Regions from separate parts of the Homo sapiens genome. Here region 2 is linked to region 1. The links are chromatin loops, found by intact Hi-C in ENCODE. Cell type or tissue: mammary epithelial cell. All regions are shown on one strand. Links, peaks and the distances in the headings refer to the core of each region. The heading gives the core; the rest is flanking DNA. Region 1 overlaps PER3 (period circadian regulator 3). Region 2 overlaps RERE (arginine-glutamic acid dipeptide repeats).

What was found. Hi-C counts contacts between places; a loop is a spot of excess contacts. Peaks named below come from ENCODE experiments on the same cell type or tissue, not always from the same donor. Only the 100,000 strongest peaks of a DNase experiment are listed, where the experiment ranks them.
Region 2: it touches region 1 in a loop (15-fold over the local background); 3 of 110 quality-filtered maps call a loop at or near these places.

What each region holds. Positions count from the first base shown.
Region 1 is chr1:7,804,213-7,812,735 of GRCh38, forward strand. It overlaps PER3 (period circadian regulator 3), which reads left to right. Exons shown (of 22, transcript NM_001377275.1): 11 at 4,681-4,786; 12 at 5,681-5,809; 13 at 6,226-6,376. It overlaps LOC124903833 (a long non-coding RNA gene), which reads right to left. Exons shown (of 2, transcript XR_007065450.1): 2 at 4,925-7,392. Among named protein-coding and RNA genes, the nearest start is that of PER3, 24 kb to the left of the region's middle. RefSeq lists a silencer at 7,063-7,263. In mammary epithelial cell, for the core only: a CTCF peak has its summit at 4,227; a DNase peak (open chromatin) is centred at 6,379.
Region 2 is chr1:8,345,051-8,353,573 of GRCh38, forward strand. RERE (arginine-glutamic acid dipeptide repeats) reads right to left here. Exons shown (of 23, transcript NM_001042681.2): 23 at 7,354-8,523. Among named protein-coding and RNA genes, the nearest start is that of SLC45A1, 31 kb to the left of the region's middle. RefSeq lists an enhancer at 4,813-5,633. In mammary epithelial cell, for the core only: CTCF peaks have their summits at 4,123 (motif pointing left) and 6,813 (motif pointing left); no DNase peak of the experiment used is centred there.

The sequences.
Region 1 (8,523 bases), core at 1,389-6,388:
CGAACATACTATGAAATAAGGAAAAGAGAATTGAAAGGAAATAAAATATGAATTTTGGTTAAGTGTAGGTACTAGGACCTACAAGTGTTTCTTTCTTTCTTTTTTTTTTTTTTTAAAGATCTCTTTAGTGAGCATGTAAAACTTTTTATATCAGCCTTCCGCCATCAAATTCCACTTGTTTGTGTCTTTTTTTTTTTTTTTCTTTGAGACAGGTTCTCCCTCTGTTGCCCAGGCTGGAGTGCAGTGATGCGATCACAGCTCAGTGCAGCCTTAACCTCCCCTGGCTCAGGTGATCCTCCCACTTCAGCCTCCCAAGTAGCTGGGCCCACAGGTGCCTGCCAACACATTCAGCCCTTTCTTGTATTTTTTGTAGAGATGGGGTTTTGCCATGTTGCCCAGGCTGGTCTCAAACTCCTGTACTCAAGCATCCTCCTGCCTCAGCCTCCCAGAGTGCTGGAATTTTGAAGGTACGAGCCACTGCGCCCGGACTGTGTCCATTTTTTAATACTTCTTTTCCTGCCAGCACAGCTGACACCAGCTTGTTTGCTTGCTGTTGCCCATCCACGTAACAGCATCATGTGGAATGGAACGAGACCAGCCCGGCCCACAACTTCTTGTAGGCTACAGTACCCCTACCCCTAGGCCCTTGAATCTTTAGTCCTTTTTTTTTTTTTGAGACAGGATCTCAGTCTGTCACCCAGGCTGGAGTACAGTGGCCTGATCGCGGCTCACTGCAACTTCCGCCTCCTGGGTTCAAACGTTTCTCCTGCCTCAGCCTCTCCAGTAGCTGGGATTACAGGTGCACGCCACCACACCCAGCTCATTTTTGTATTTTTAATAGAGACAGGTTTCACCATGTTGGCCAGGCTGGTCTCGAACTCCTGACCTCAAATGATCCACCCACCTTGGCCTCCCAAAGTGCTGGGCTTACAGGTGTGAGCCATCACGCCCAACCCTGTGGTCCATTTTTAATTGAACTCTAGGCCTTTTGACCTGGCTCTAGGTTTCCCTCTGATGTCTATCTTTTTTAAGCATGGAAATTTTACTTGACTCCAGTATCATGCTGAGATCGAGAAGTTATGTTTTTTGGTATCTTGTTATACAGCATTGTCTACATGAACATGAACCTGAGAACAGTAGATCTACCAGTAAGACGTATTTGATCACCTGTTAATATTACAGTAGAGATGATGCCGAGCCATGGTGAGAAGAGGTCTCAAGGTTGCTCTTACCTCTTTCTACTCCAGGGTTTGGCCCCTCCGCAGAGCACGTGTAGAACTTAATGGAAGAAATGGGCTCCTGGCCGCCCTAACTCATGAGACTGATTTGTGCTAGAAAACGAATTTGATTATTAAGAAATACAGCTGCCAAGTAATTACCATTGGTATTGCTCAGAAAGGACTTTGTCCCTTCTCCCCACCCCATACCCCCCAAGTACGGAAACCTATTGGGAAATGAACATGAAATCCGATGGTTGCTTGGCATGAACGTAGGAAACTGCAGCCAGTAAGATGCCTTCATGAGGCTTCCATCTGGGGCTCGTTGATGGTCTGTGTTCCCCAGCCCCAGTCAGGGTTAAAGATACGGCCTGGATTTCTGAAGCTCTCTTTTCAGTTCTTTGATGAAATATATGTGAAATTATGCAACATATAATGAATATTCAGAATGTTTTCAGTATTTTAAAAAATTACACTGGTATTTACATCTTAACAACAAAGATTATGTGAGGGAAAGGATTTAAGGTCTAGTAGGTATTAATCTTGCTCATAAAATATTAATTATTCATTATATTTATAAAGTATAAAGCTCTGTGTAAGACAGTGTGCTGGGCCTTGAGAATGTAATGGTAATCAAAACATTCTCTTTACCATCAGGAAACCCACACTGTAATGGGAGAGACAGTAAATAAAAATGGCACTGTCATATATAACTAGAGTTTGGTAAGTGTGACAGTTGAAATGGGAAGGGGGCTGCAAGACTGTTTAGCAAGGGACCCTGCCTGTATCTCTCTCAGTCCTTCCCAGCAGCACTGCAGGCAAGCAGGTCAGGTGTCCTCAGCTCTCATTTTACAGGTAAAATCCATACTCAGTAAACTAGAGTAGCCTTCCCAGGGATCACTTCGGGAGGAGTGAAAGTGGAGACTGCAGCCAAGTTTTCTCTCTTACTCCTACTTCACTTCACATACACAGCAAAGCAATAAATACTTCATGGCATTTTTGTTGCTGTTTCATGAAGGCTGTCTCCTTATTGCCTGCAGATTAATCAGTTCTGCATTACATAGTTACTGACTTAAAATACATTTTAGTGTCTTACGCTTATAATCCCAGCACTTTGGGAGGCTGAGGCAGGAGGATCACTTGAGGCCAGGAGTTCAAGACTGGCCTGGGCAAGATAGTGAGACCCCTTCTCTACAAAAAATTTAAAAACAAAAATTAGTTGGGCATGGTGGTACGTGCCTGTAGTCCCAGCTACTTAGGAGGCTGAGGCAAGAGGGTTGCTTGAGTCCAGGTGTTCAAGGCAGTAGTGAGCCAGAATTGCACCACTGCACTCCAGGCTGGGCAGCAGAGCAAGACCCTGTCTCTTAAAAAAAAAAAAAAAAAATATATATATATATATATATATATTACATACACACACACACATACATACACAATTTAGTTTTGTAGAAATTTTCACAACTAGGAATATGTAAATCTCATAAAGCAATCTGTTCTATTTCCATTTCACTCAAAAAACAAATTCCAAATACCTCTGAAAGGTTTTCAAGCTCACAATGTGTTTATATTAGGAACCAGGTGTACTTTTATTCCCAGATCAATCAACCATGTATTTGTTCCTTTAGCAAATATGTAGTGGGTGCCTGCTATGGACCAGACACTGTTCTAGGTACTGAAGATCCAGGAGTGAACAAAGTAGACAAAATACCTCACCCCGTGGCACTTACCTGGCAGTGGGATATAGGGAGAGACAGTTACATAAAACGTATAGTGTGTCAAGTTGTGAAATAAGGTTATATATTCAGGTACTGCTTGCCACAGACATATGGTGTACCTGACGCCATGCAGATAGATATTGATCTAGATACAGTCTAGATGCTAAAGTAGAGAAAGGCGATTGGTGCAGCTGTTCCACTGTGATGGAAATGTGCAGGGTGAGTGAATAGTCCCTAGACGTGGAGATATTCCTGACTGCTTTTACGATACTGTCAGCATCCTATGATTGTCTTGATAATTTCTGCCTTTGGGAAACTGTTTCAGTTTTTAGGTAACTGAGCTGCATGTATCAGTTGAGAAACGGCAGGCTGGCATAATGGAAAAAGGACAGCCCAGGCTTGGGGGTCAGACGTAGGCGGATTCAAATCCTAACTGCTGCTTCTCGGTTATGTGAACTTGGGCCAGTTCCTCAGAGTACCTCATCCCCTGACTTTGTGTATCGGGGATAATTCCTACTTTCTGGGTTGTTGTGAGAACTCCGTGAGCTGATGCAGCTGATTCAGTATGCCTCACGAATGGGACTTGCTTTACCAAGGTACCCACAGGCAGTACAGTGTGGTGGCACACAGGGTGGACTCTGGAGCCCAGACTCTGGTCCCTTCGTGAACACCTGCTTCCCCCTTACCTGCCAGGCCACCTGGAAAAGGTATTTAATCAGGTGAAGGAGAAAATACGTGTAAAGCACTTGGAATAATAAGGATTTTCAAAATGTCAGGTATTCTTCTATGTTATAAAAACTAGTACAGGCTGGGTGCAGTGGCACACTCCTGTAATGCCAGCACTTTGGGAGGCCGAAGCGGGTGGATCATTTGAGGTCAGGAGTTCAAGACCAGCCTGGCCAACATGGCGAAACCCCGTCTCTACTAAAAATACAAAAATTAGCCAGGCGTGGTGGCGTGCACCTGTAATCCCAGCTACTCGGGAGGCTGAGGCAGGAGGATCGCCTGAACCTGGGTGGCAAAGATTGCAGTGAACCAAGATTATGCTACTGCACTCCAGCCTGGGTGACAGAGCAAGACTCTGTCTCAAAAAAAAAAAAAAAAAAAAAAAAAAACTAGTATAGTACAGTGCCTGTCACATAGAAGGTCCCAAGTAAACATCAGTTCCTTCCCTTCTTTGTAATCCTCTCTGTTGGCATGTGTGCCATTCACTGTATTCAGGTCATAGATTGAAGATGCTCTAAAATTTGAGTATAAATAAGACCGAAGGTATTGTAATAGCTACATTTTCACCACTAGGGTGGGTTGCAGAACTGTCTTAATTAGATAGCTTAAGTGTTAGGTGCAATAAACATTAAATGTTGTTTGGAAAACTTGGGGTCTTTAAAATTCTTAGAGTAAGTTACAGTTACTCAGTTACTGTCAAATTTTGAAACCAGTTATTTGCTGAAGATATTTTAGTAGCTAAGGAGGTTACTTGTCCCTGATTTCAGATTTGTACATATATAGCACTGAAACCATTACAGAAAGATGAGTGCTTTAGAGAAACTTAAGGGGCCTGTTAATGTCTCATTTGTTTCTTATTATTTTCTGTACCTTCATGAATAGAATTCTAGCCTCATATTTTTTCTTTGGAGTCAAAGAATTGTTTTGTAAAAGCATAGATCTATTCTTGGAATAGTCTATTAAAAATCACTTTCGACTTCATTTAAATTGTTTGACTCAGTCTCTCACTGGGCATTTTCTAGGAGCCCACTAAATGAGGATGTTTTTGCTACCAAAATTAAAAAGATGAACGATAATGACAAAGACATAACAGAATTACAAGAACAAATTTACAAACTTCTCTTACAGGTAAGGTGAGATTGTTAAAAATGCAAAGTTCCCTGAATTGTGTTTTGTTTTAATGCTCAGTAAATTCACTTCACAAAAATAAACTGTAAAGGGAGACAAATCTTTGCCCTCTACATTCCAGAAATTTTTGTCTTTCTCTTTTCGTTTTTAAATTAAATTTTATTCTTTGTTCCTTATTCTGTGTTACACAGAATATTTTTGTAAGAACCCATTGTAAGACAGCAAACCACGTGACTGAGAGAATTATTACATTCCAAAGGCACCAGCGTGCTCAGCCTTTGGGTTTTGGCTTCAGGATTTTTAAAATAATTTCAGTTTTAAAGATGGGAGGAGAGGGATGGTAGGTCTCAGTTTCTCTTAACTATTGTAAGGTAAAAGTGGGAAAATGTATGTGTTGAAATAACTAAAGGTGTTTTCTACAAGAGATTCAATGAATAAGTGGTAAATAGAACTAATGGTGTCGTGTAGAGTAACTGTCCTCGGTGGTTTTCAGAATGTCTCCCATAAAATCTCTAGGGTGCATGAAATACCTGCCACGTTCTTGGAAAAAGTATAATATATAGTTAGTTTGTTCTCTGTATTCTAAACTGGGCATAAAGAACTAGAGTTTATTTTCCTGTTTTAAAAAATTAATTATACTATGGCTTTTTAACAATATGTTGTCCTGGAAATACCTACCTAGACTAGAACATAAGACCTTGCTCTTGAAAATTGCCGAAATGACAGAGGAGTGCCTTTCGTGTCAGCATCAGCATTAAAAGTACCAACCTGCACACACCTAATTTAGTATTTCAGGAATTGTCATCTTAATTTTTACATGATTCTAGATGAGCTCTGCGGTGGCTGCATTTGAACAGCCAGCAATTCTGGACTTGTTCCTCTTTGTCCTTCCAGCCAGTTCACGTGAGCGTGTCCAGCGGCTACGGGAGCCTGGGGAGCAGCGGGTCGCAGGAGCAGCTTGTCAGCATCGCCTCCTCCAGTGAGGCCAGTGGGCACCGTGTGGAGGAGACGAAGGCGGAGCAGGTGCATGGGCTTATGTCACATTCTTATACAGGCATCGTGTTTTCTGTACTACCTCGGTTCTGAATGTGGTGACATCTTAGTATATATTCCTGACTTGAAGACCTCAACTGATAACAGATATTTTCATCCATTTTGGTTTGGAAAAAAAAGTCTGTAAAAAGAAAATATCACCTTTGGAAAGTGATATTTGAATTAATTGTATGCGTTCTAAAAATTAGCATATTGTGAACAGATTTATTTAGAATTTGTTGGTACCAGTATACTGTGGCATGGTGCAGGAAACTGGATTAAAGTGATTACTGTGCTTCAGTCATTATATCTTCAAAGAAACAGAAGCTAAGTGTATTTTGTTTATGTATCTTTTAGTGGACATTTTTATAATTTTTGAAACATATTTTATCATTCCTTTCCCTAAGATGACCTTGCAGCAGGTCTATGCCAGTGTGAACAAAATTAAAAATCTGGGTCAGCAGCTCTACATTGAGTCAATGACCAAATCATCATTCAAGCCAGTGACGGGGACACGCACAGAACCGAATGGTGGTGGTGAGTCAGCGAATGGTGGTGGTGAGTCAGCCGGCAGCCCCAAGGATCTCCTTCCATGGGCTGTCACTCTCTGCATAGACGTCATGTATGTGATTCGTGAGCATAAAGTCATGACCCTGTGTTGCTGCTTTTCATATTTCTTGATTTGCCTAGATAGCAATAGTAATAGCAATAGTAGTAATAATAATGGCAGCAACAAATACTGTTCTGAAAGGAAATGGTATTAGAATGTATTTGTAACAGTTGCAGTTCACTTTTACTGAAGAATTAACTTCTCTGTAAATACCAACGAATTATAGATTTCCCTCCCTACATGGGCATCTCTTTAAACAAAAAGAGTGGATTTTAGAATGCATTTTAAATAATAAAGTATATTAAAATGAAAATCCCTTTCTGTCATTTCAAACAGAAAATCTTTGTGACCTAAATTCAGTGAAAAACTTTGGCTCTTTTCTTGACATGTATTTACTTTTCTCAAATACAAGGTAAGGAGCACTCAAAAAGAGCTGGATCAGTAGTAAAACTGGCATCATATTGAAAAGTTAACCTAGTTGCATTGTATGGCATAGGGGATGTTCAATAATATAGAAATCAAATTAGATTGACATTTAAATTTAGCTAACTTTCCCTTCATTTTTCTTCCTGAATGTTAATATAACTTGGAAGTTGTGATGGATCTTGGTCACTAAATGTTATTAACCTCTATCATTGTCAAATGTAGACGTTTTACACAGTGGGGTGAAATTTTTGAGGTCAATAATGATAACAGCTATATGCTTCAGGACTTGACATGATTTACACCACAGAAAGTCAAACTGCTGCTCCCAGAGGTGACATCACTGGGAACTTTCTTAGTTTGTACTGCTGTAACAAAATACCTGTGACTAGATAATGGATAAAGAACAGAAACCTATTTCTTACAGTTTTGGAGGCGAGGAAGTCCAAGATCAGGGCACCGGCAGGTTCAGTGTCTAGCGAGGGCCAGGTCTGTGCTTCTCAGAGAACATCACTTCCTTGAAGGGGACAAACGCTGTGTCCTCACATGGCACAAGGGACAGAAAGGCAGAAAGAGACTTAGCTAGTTCCTTCTAGCCCTTTTGAAAGGTTGCAAATCCCATTCATGAGAACAGAGTCCTCATGACTTTGTCACTTCCTAAAGGCCGTGGCTGTTCACTGTCACATTGAGTTTTAAGTTGCAACATAGGAGTCATGGGGGACACACACATTCAAACCATAGTAGAGCCCATTGGACTCCCCAGACAGAGCAAGTCCTGTTCTTTCATTTTTTTTCTTTTCACCTCGATAGGAAGTTGAGCATTCCATTGGTTTCTTCTGCTGTTACATGTAAGGGCACAAGATAGGAATCACAGCTGCTTTTTTTATTGTCCCTTGAAACCCCTACATTTCTCCTCTGCAAAAGAATTTATCTTAAATACAATTTTTACTATATAGATTATTATTCCATGTCCTAGCAGAGAGAATTCTTTTAGGAGGTTTTTAAAGCTAAAGTGTCTAAATGTTTTTCTCATTGTCTGGTCCTGCTAGTCCTGCTCACAGCTGCCTGGGCCTAGGATCTCATGGTAGTATCACAGTTTCACACACTGACCTCTGTCCTCATCTCAGTATAGCTTCCCTTCTCACTTGCTGCATTATTCAGTTTCTTATCATCGACCATGGATCTTGTAATGCCATCGGTACTATTTTTTTTTGAAGGCTATATCTTTAAGTAGATGGCAATATTCCATCATTCACTTTTTATAAAATTGAAGCTGCAGGTGGCCGGGTGCAGTGGCTCATGCCTGTAATCCCAGCACTTTGGGAGCCCGAGGTGGGCAGATCACGAGGTCAGGAGATCGAGACCATCCTGGCTAACATGGTGAAACCCCGTCTCTACTAAAAATACAAAAATTAGCCGGGCGTGGTGGTGGGCGCCTCTAGTCCCAGCTACCTGGGAGGCTGAGGCAGGAGAATGGCGTGAATCCGGGAGGTGGAGCTTGCAGTGAGCCGAGATCGCGCCACTGCACTCCAGCCTGGGCAACAGAGCAAGACTCCGTCTCAAAAAAAAAAAAAAAAAAAAAAAAATTGAAGCTGCAGGTAACTCCGTGTGCTTATGCAGCTACTTTAGAAACTGAAATGTTCCCACTCCTTAGATAGATTCTTACATTTGG
Region 2 (8,523 bases), core at 2,005-7,004, 540 kb after region 1:
CATAACCATCCATCTACTCATCCAAATATCCACCTATCCGAATATCCACTCATCCATATATCCATCCATCCACATGTCCACCCATCTACCCATCCAAATATCCATTTCTCCATCCATCCATCCTTCCACCCATCCTCTTATCCACTCATCCACCCTCCAGATATCCAGCGAGTGCCTGGGTGTGGCAGACAGTGGTTGGCCTGGGAATCCAGCTGTAAGTGTCCACTCTGCCCTGCTGGAACTGATGTGAGAGGAAGGGAGACACATGGCTCACTGAGGTTCCGTGCAGCGCAAGCGCAGGGAAGGAGGACAGGGCGACAGCAGCGTGTCTGGGTGGCCTCAGTAGTGAGGTGCCGTTTGAGCAGTGTCCTGATGAAGCCAGGGAGTGATCTCTGAAGTGAGCACTTGCTTGACAGGCTCGAGGGAGCATAGGCACCAAGATGCTCAGATTGTAAAATGCCCCAAAAGTTGAAATCTCAAAGAGTTTGGAGCTGATGTGGCTGGCCAGCGCCCATCCTGCCTTTTGACTCCACAGGCAGGGACTAGGGGCTGGAGGGCGAGGTTCGGGTCATTCTTCCCCCTCCATCCGCCAAGGGTTCATTCCACAGATGGACACCATGTGCCTGCTGCGTGCAGGCGTCGCTGGGCCTGGGTCTGCCCGGGCTGTGCCCACTGCCTCCCAGTGCCCCTTTGTGGATCTGGCAAAGCTCTCGTGAGTGTGGCAGTCCCTCGCCATCTGGCCTCTGACCATCTTCGTCACCTGACGCTGGAAGCTCACCAAGGCCCCTTCTCAGAGGCCTGGGAGGGCTCCTCCACGCATGGTGATTAATGGCCATGAGGGGTCACGGCCGGGTCCCTGTTGTCGCCAAGCTGGGCCTGGTCTGGGATTGTGCAGCCCCCAGTTCCCTCACTGCATGGGCCCTGTGTTCTGGGGACATATAAGACATCCCTGACCACAAATCCACAACAAACAACAGGGGTTCTGGGGCCTGTTGCCAGCCTTGGGGAGTCTGGCGTTCATGACAGTGTCTTATCATCTTGCTGTGACCACTTAGGGCCAGTCAGAAAGGCTACCTCCCCACCTGGGCCACAGCCTCCCTCCCAACCACGGCCTCCCCACCTTGGTTATGATTTTCCCACCTGAGCCCCGGCCTCCCCCATGGGCCATAGCCTTCCTCAGTGTCACTGCCTGCTGCCTCCTGGAGCCCCACCACTCCTCTCTGCGCCCCTGCTGGACTCCTGGCCTCCTGTCTACCCTCACATCCATCTTCCACCCTGAAGCTGGGGGGCTGTAAACACGGGCCTGAGCCCATCCCCTCTTCTAGTCTTCCATGACACCTACCCTGGCTCCCCAGACCCTAAGGAATCAGGTAGAAATTCCTTCCACCAAACAGAGCCCAGCCCATCTTCCCGAGCCAGCCACCCGCCACGTTGCCAGCCCCCTGTACTACAGCCACAGAACCTTTGTGGGCCACAATCGGTTCCTGTGTTTAGGATCTTCCTGCAGGCCAAGTCCACCTCTTCTCTGCCCATCAATATCTGATTCATCCATGTAGACCTGTCTGAAATGCCACTTCCTCCGTGCAGTCCACCCTGCTTGGAGCCAGTGATTCTTTCCCTGTGCTTTCATGTGATGCTGCTTTACCCTTCATGGTCATGAGCTCAGTGAAGCGGGTCTCACGGTCCCTGATACACATGTAGCTGAAGCACAGAGAGGTTTAGTGGCTTTTCAAAGTCACACCGCTCCTTTGAGCCTCTGTAGACTCAGGCCCTGTTAGTCCCATGCTTTTCCTGGAACTGCAGACTTACCCTCCCCACATTTATGTTGTTTGGAAGAGCTTCAGACTTCCTAGAAAATGTGGTGTTGGGTGGCTGTCCTCTGGTCTGGGCTGTCTTTGCCCAGAACTGGTCAAAATGAAGAATAAGGGGCTTCCCGCTTACTCTTGGCTTGTCAAATCTTAGGCCCTCTTCCTAGAACTTTCTAACAAAACACAGATTGCTTCTACACGTGGGAATCGTCCCTGTCAGCCTCTCTTTTCTGAGAACCTGCCCTGCCTCCCGAACTGTGGGAGTACTGCCCTCTGGCCGGGTCCGAAAAGCTGCCCTTGACTTCCAGGTCTATTCCTAGCAGATGGCAGTGGGAGCAGCCACCAGCTCCAAACCACGAGGCCTAGGACTCACTGAGAGCCACATTCGTTTGACTTTCACATCTCAGAGAGGATTTCTCTCTACTTAAAAATCAAGCTGTGGGCCGGGCGCAGTGGCTCACGCCTGTAATCCCAGCACTTTGGGAGGCCGAGGCGGGTGGATCACGAGGCCAGGAGATTGAGACCATCCTGGCTAACACGGTGAAACCCTGTCTCTACTAAAAATACAAAAAATTAGCTGGGCATGGTGGTGGGCGCCTGTAGTCCCAGCTACTTGGGAGGCTGAGGCAGGAGAATCGCTTGAACCTGGGCGGCAGAGGTTGCAGTGGGCTGAGATTGCACCACTGCACTCCAGCCTGGGTGACAGAGCGAGACTCTGTCTCAAAAAAAAAAAAAAAAAAAGAATCAAGCTGTGATGATGAGGGTAGTCACCGCTGCTTGCTGTTTGTGAAGTCCTCACTACACACGAGGCCACGTGTGAATGAATCTTAATCCATTCTCCGACCTTGCTGGGAAAGAGGTATCATTCCCCCATTTGACAGATCTGGATCCTGAGGCAAGCACACCCAGTACCTGGCCCACGTCACAACAGGGTGGAGTTTGAGCCCGGGGAGTCTGAGTCCAGCCTCATGCCGCTGAGTGCCTTAGGAGCGCTGTGAGCCGGCCAAGCCCCTGAGGGCGGGCAGCTTCCTGCCCGTCTGTCTCCTGAACACTGTGCTGCTGCAGGGAGGCCTTCTCGCTCCCCAGGGCTCGCTCCCCAGGGAGCTCAGCTTGGAGGGAGCTTCTCATCCTATTCAGAGGCGAGGGGACAGCGGGAGAAGGCCTCTTGCTTTATCGATCAGCGCTCTGTGAGACTCATGCTTCTCAGGCCACTCAAAACAAAAACCACATCACCAAGATCTGAAGCCACTCCTGACTTTCCTGTCAGCAAACTTGGAAAGTGGCTCCCATTCCTTGATGCCACTCAGAAACGAAACACACCTAACAGCCATCGAGCACTGCCCACAGCACTTAGCATGGAAACTGAACGTCATCAAAGGAATTGCCCTAGAGGTCATCGCCTCCCTGGGTTTTGTGTTTCTTCCTCCCTAGGCTGTTGGGCTAACCCTGGACCATTCCCTGGGGAACCGGGACAGGGTAAGGTGGCATTCCCTGGAGAACCGGGAACCGGGACCCGGTAAGGTGGCATTCCTACACTCACCAGGCTGGGCTACAGGTTTCTGGGGGAACAGGGATGATTTCCCTGGAATATGCAAGAACTGACAATTGCCTGGCCCCCCCGCAGTCGGGAGGTCCTGGCCCTCCCTGCACCTGCTCAGAGTGTGTCTGCAGAATCCACTCGGGTGCGTGGGGCGTGACGTATCATCCTCAGCGGGGAGCGGGTGGAGGGCATCCGTAGAGGGAAGGAGCAGGTGTCTGGAACTGGGGGTGGGTACTTTTGTGGCACACAAGGACCCCCAGCAGCTGCTCAGGGGGCTTGTCGGGGAGTGGGGGCGCGGTTAGTTATGGGAGTCATGATTCTTGGAAGTCATCCGCTGCTGATGCCATCCTGGGATTCTCTTCCACACAAGGAACATTGAGTTCCTACCGGGTACCTCCCAAGCCTTGGGGGATGCAGCGGAGAACAGAAGAAACCTCCTGTTCTCTAGACAAGGCCTTTGCCCTCATTCTCACAGCCGTGCCCGCCCTGCCTGCCCACAGCCATCAGCCTCACCTGCCCACACTCAGCCCCCTCTTCCCAGCCATCTCCACAACCCGCTCTGCTGAGGCCTGTCCAGTTGCCTGATCTCTGACCCGCCTGTCCGGCCGCCTGCCTCGAGGAAACGTCGGATCTCTTACACAATGCTCGCTGTCAAACCCTCCAGCCTTCCCCACCATCGCCGGGGGCCTTGACTTGCCCCTACACCAGAGCTGCAGGTCTTGTGGCAGCCGCGGGCCCAGGGCAAGCACCTGGGCCTTGTAACGACTGCCACCTGGTGGCCAGGATGGGGATGGACTCTGTTCGACGGCTGCCCAGCAGCAGGGTCCAAGGGGATTGGGGGGTGGGGGGGACTGGGTGGTCACATGCCCAGAAAACAGTGGGATAGGCAAGAAATGGCCTCAGGAATCCTCTCTGGGACAACTAAAAGGTGCTCTAAAAGCCTGTTTTTAATTTGCTCCAATGGATACTCAAACCCTAGGGGTTCATCAGAAGCTGATCCCCCAAGCCCCATTCCCCACTTCTACGATGGTGTCAACCAGGGTTGGAGTCAGAGGGACTGCAGGGCCCACACGGCAGGCACAGTCAAGAGAATGTGAAGGGAGGGTCTCCAGGTGCCCAGCAGAGGCGTCCCTGGGAAGCCTTCCGAAGTCAACCCAAAAGGTCCTTCTATCTGGTCCTTCACACCCACTTTCCAATAGCACATCTGGACTGGCAGCAAGGAACCTTGCCCTGCAGGGCCCGTCCGTCCGTCCATCCGTCCGTCCGTCCATCCATCCATCCATCCATCCATCCATCCAGCAGGGTCCATCCACCCATCCATCCATCCCTCCAATATCTGCAGAGCAAGTGCCTTCCACAAACTTGGTTCATTAAGAAGGGGCCCGGGTGCCTGTGCATACACAGAACTGGGCTGTGGGAGATACAGGGGGACTTCTGCAGCCTGGGTCCCTGAGGTGTCAAAAGGGAACAATGACCACTCTTGACAAAGACAGCCACTAGAGAAGCCACCTTGAGTTGGAGAAGCAGAGAACCAGGTCCCAGAACTTGAGTTGCCAAGGATTCCAGGGCAGCTAGGAACCCAGTGGGGATTCAGGTAAAGGACCTCAGATACCGAGACTGTCAAAGGCCGACAATGCCGCCTCCGAGAGGACCGGGTGAGGCATCTGCAGCTGGAGCTCATCAGGGGCTGAGCAGGAGGCTGTTCCTGGCCCCCTGGGGATCCACGATGGATGCCAGCTCCAGCCAGGCCCCGCCTTCTAACGGGAGGTCCGGGAACCTTATGAACCAGAAAGGGCTTGCTTTATCCTGCAGCCCGTATCAGTCCAACCGGATGGCCAAATGTGCGGCTGCATCCCTTGGCTGGCTCATCTGGCAGATCCTCCTTAGGAGGAGGTAGGGAGGCCAAGGACCCCGCTGTTCCTCGGTCTCCATTGGGCAGCAGGAAGGGCCCCAGGGGTCCAGTGCAGGACAGACTTTTCCACTGGTTTTGGGGCCTGGCAGCTTCATCCCCAGTATCTGGGTAGCTGGTTCTGATTTCAAAGCTCTGAGTTCAGATATGTACCCAAGCCTTCTGGGCTGGTCAGGTGAGGCTGATGGTGGTCACTGAAGTCTGTGCTGGTGCCCAGTCACACTGCCCTGGGTCTCACCATGTGGTCAGGCTGGGGCTAGTGAGGGCTCTTAGCTCAGATGACGGCTCCCCACATCTCAGCTTCCACACAGAAGGGCTCTGGCCCTGACCCCCCCCCCCCCCGCCCCCCGCCACCACTCATCAGCTGATCACATCCACAATTGTATAGCTCACCAGTGCTGATTTTTGAGGGCCTGGAAGCTTGCAATCTCGTGTGTGTGTGGGAGGCCACCGCTGATCTCTCCACGGTGCATCCTTGCCCTTCAGATGCGTGATCTTGACTTACCCAGGTGAGGCTTAAGTGAGGTCTCTCCCTCCCTAGACTTACCATGGACAATTATCAACAATGCAGCCACACACCCAGCTGCACACCTACACTGTGCTGAGGCCCTGGGACTTACACCATGCCCTGCAAAGTGCCATCTTCCTAGCCCACCTGCAGTGGAACCAGCGGGGCTGCTGAGCCACCATGCTCAAGCTGAGGATGCGTTTCCAGGAACAAAGGGGCAGAGGGCACGTGGGACGTCGTTGGGGCAGCAAGAGGCGAGGGCCTGGCTTTGGGGTGCTGCTGGAGGACAGCACCATTTCCCTCCGCCCCGTCCACCCAGCAGATGTCTGGTTAGCATTCCCGGCCCTCTTCCTCACATGGGTGCGTGGCAGAGTGGTGACAATGGCCACAGCTGTTCATGCCTGAGAAGCTGCCCAGCTCTGATGAGGCCTTGTTGTAGCATGAACCTACTATCTCCTCAAGACGCTTGGATCCAACCATTTAACCACACTGAAATCTACACTTCACAGACCTGTACCTGTTAAACCCTGCAGCTTCCTAAGGGGCACAGTCCCGGAGACCCACCAAGACAGCGCCTGGATTCCAGCCTCTCCCAGCCACCCCAGTGCCATCCTCTCACCCAAGACCTGGACTGAGAGCCACCTGGGGCTCCTGTGGCCAGCCTGCGGGCCCATCCCTGTGCCCTGGTCAGCCACGCTGCTGAGCAGGACCCCTGCTGTTCGCCTCAAGGGCCGTCATCGTGTGCGCCACTCGGGTCTTTGCATGGCGAAGCTTTCTCAGGTCCTGAGCGAGGCAGTGCCTGGTGCCTGCTGCTCCCCAAGTCTTTACCACGTGGCGGACCCTGCCTGGTTTGAGGACAGTTTACCAACAGTCAGCTTTCTGGGCTGCTCTTGCCCCATGTCTGCAAACACCTAGAAACTGATGGCCCTATCCCAGATGACAAAGGGTGGACACACATTTCCGGGGACAATCCTGAGGCTCCAGGAAAATGCCCTCAACAGGTTCTGAAGCCACAGCGCAATTCCAACGCCTGCCCCCCTGTGGCCATGTCCACACCCTGCAGGCTGCCTGCAGCCCCTTTGGAGGGTTAGAGCCCCTTAGGCCTGGGATGCATCCTCCACCTGGAGTGCAGCTCTAGAGCTGGGTGGCTGGGGGTGGGGTGTGGGGGCACTGGTAGGCCACGGGGAGGCAGATGGGGGCCAGGCAGGAGGCCGCTAGGATGGGGTGGTTCCGATGTGTCTCCTGAGCAGGCAGGGTGCCACATGCCCATACATGCTGGTAACGCCCACGGATTAGAGGTGTGGGGTGAATGGCAAGGGGTGGGGGAAGATGCTCTTAGTCCCAATGCCAGTGCCTGCTTAGGGCCCATCCCGCTGCTTGGGGAGCCTCCAAAGAAAGACAGCACCCTCACCAGGGAAAGCCTCTTCCCAGACAGAGGATGTTTCTGGAAGCCACTCTGGGATGCAAACAGGGTCCCGAGCAGCAGGGAACAGCCGACTCTCCCTCTGTCCCTTCCCCACCTGGGGTAACAGCCAGGATCCCCGCCCACTCTCCAGGAATGAGACAGTGCACGGGAGACACCCAAGGGTTGTAGTGTAGCTTGGTTTTATTTATGTCCACAAATATTTCAAAAAAATTACAAAATACTCAAATGGAGAGAACACAGAAGTCACGATTTCTGGGTGTCTACTGTTTACACTGTGTTATCTCATGGCAAACTACTCATATATACATTTAGCTTCAAGATATATAGAAACGTAGCAAATCCGAGTGTGCACGCTGCCTCTGCCGCAGTGGAGTGAAGCTCAACCTCGAGGACACCGAACAAGATACGGACACACACAGAGGAGCCAAACCAAACCCCGAACAAAGGGAGGAAAATCCGAAGGAAACCGAGTGGTTGGGCTTCAAAGACACCATGAAGGTCAGGGCCTCCTAAACAAACTGTAGTTTATCTGGTGAGGGTTTCGGGTCGAGGGTTTTTTAGATGGAAGAATCTCAGCGCTTCGCCTTGGGATATGGGGAGAAAAGCAAAGCTAACAAGAATGCCTTCGGACGGCTTTCAAGCACAGACCTCAGAGGACTCGACTCTTCTTTGGAAAAATGGATGCCAAAGGAGGAGATAAAGAAGGTTTAACTGAATGGTAGATGTTGTGTTCTACCAAAAAGAAAGAAAAACCAGAAGCCGAGAAGGTGGGGGCCTGGATGCAGGAGTCTGGGAGCCCAGCAGGAAGAGGCCTCGCTCAGAGCCACGGGAACAAGCCTGCCATGAGGGCCTGTCCCCACCCCAGAAGGAAACGAATGCCTTCAAGCCAATGTGGCCTGAAGTCCCACGACAAAAGGTTCATGTCAGCTTTGCCTCCCTGTGAACAAACTAAAGTTAAGGCAGAAATGGAATGAGAGAAAAATGAAAGAAAAAAAACTAGAAACATTTTCAACAGACAAAACAAGCCTATCCCAACTGAAACCAAACACGGTTTTTAAGAGAAACTGGAAATGTCGCTATTTGACGCCAGAACCTGAATTTGAGCCAGTAGCTGCTGGTTTCTAGATCAAACTATCAGCATCTCTTCCTGCTCCCTCTGCGGCCTGGGTCCTGGATGGACTTTGTGTCCGCCGACCCAGTGTGGTCTCTGTCCTACAATTCTTGGGATGGGACCAGCACAATGGCAGAAGAGACCTCCAGTGTCTGAGAGAAAAGGATCGGAAGAGGCCACGTCCTGGCAGGAAGCAGGGCCGACAGAGGGCAGACACCCCA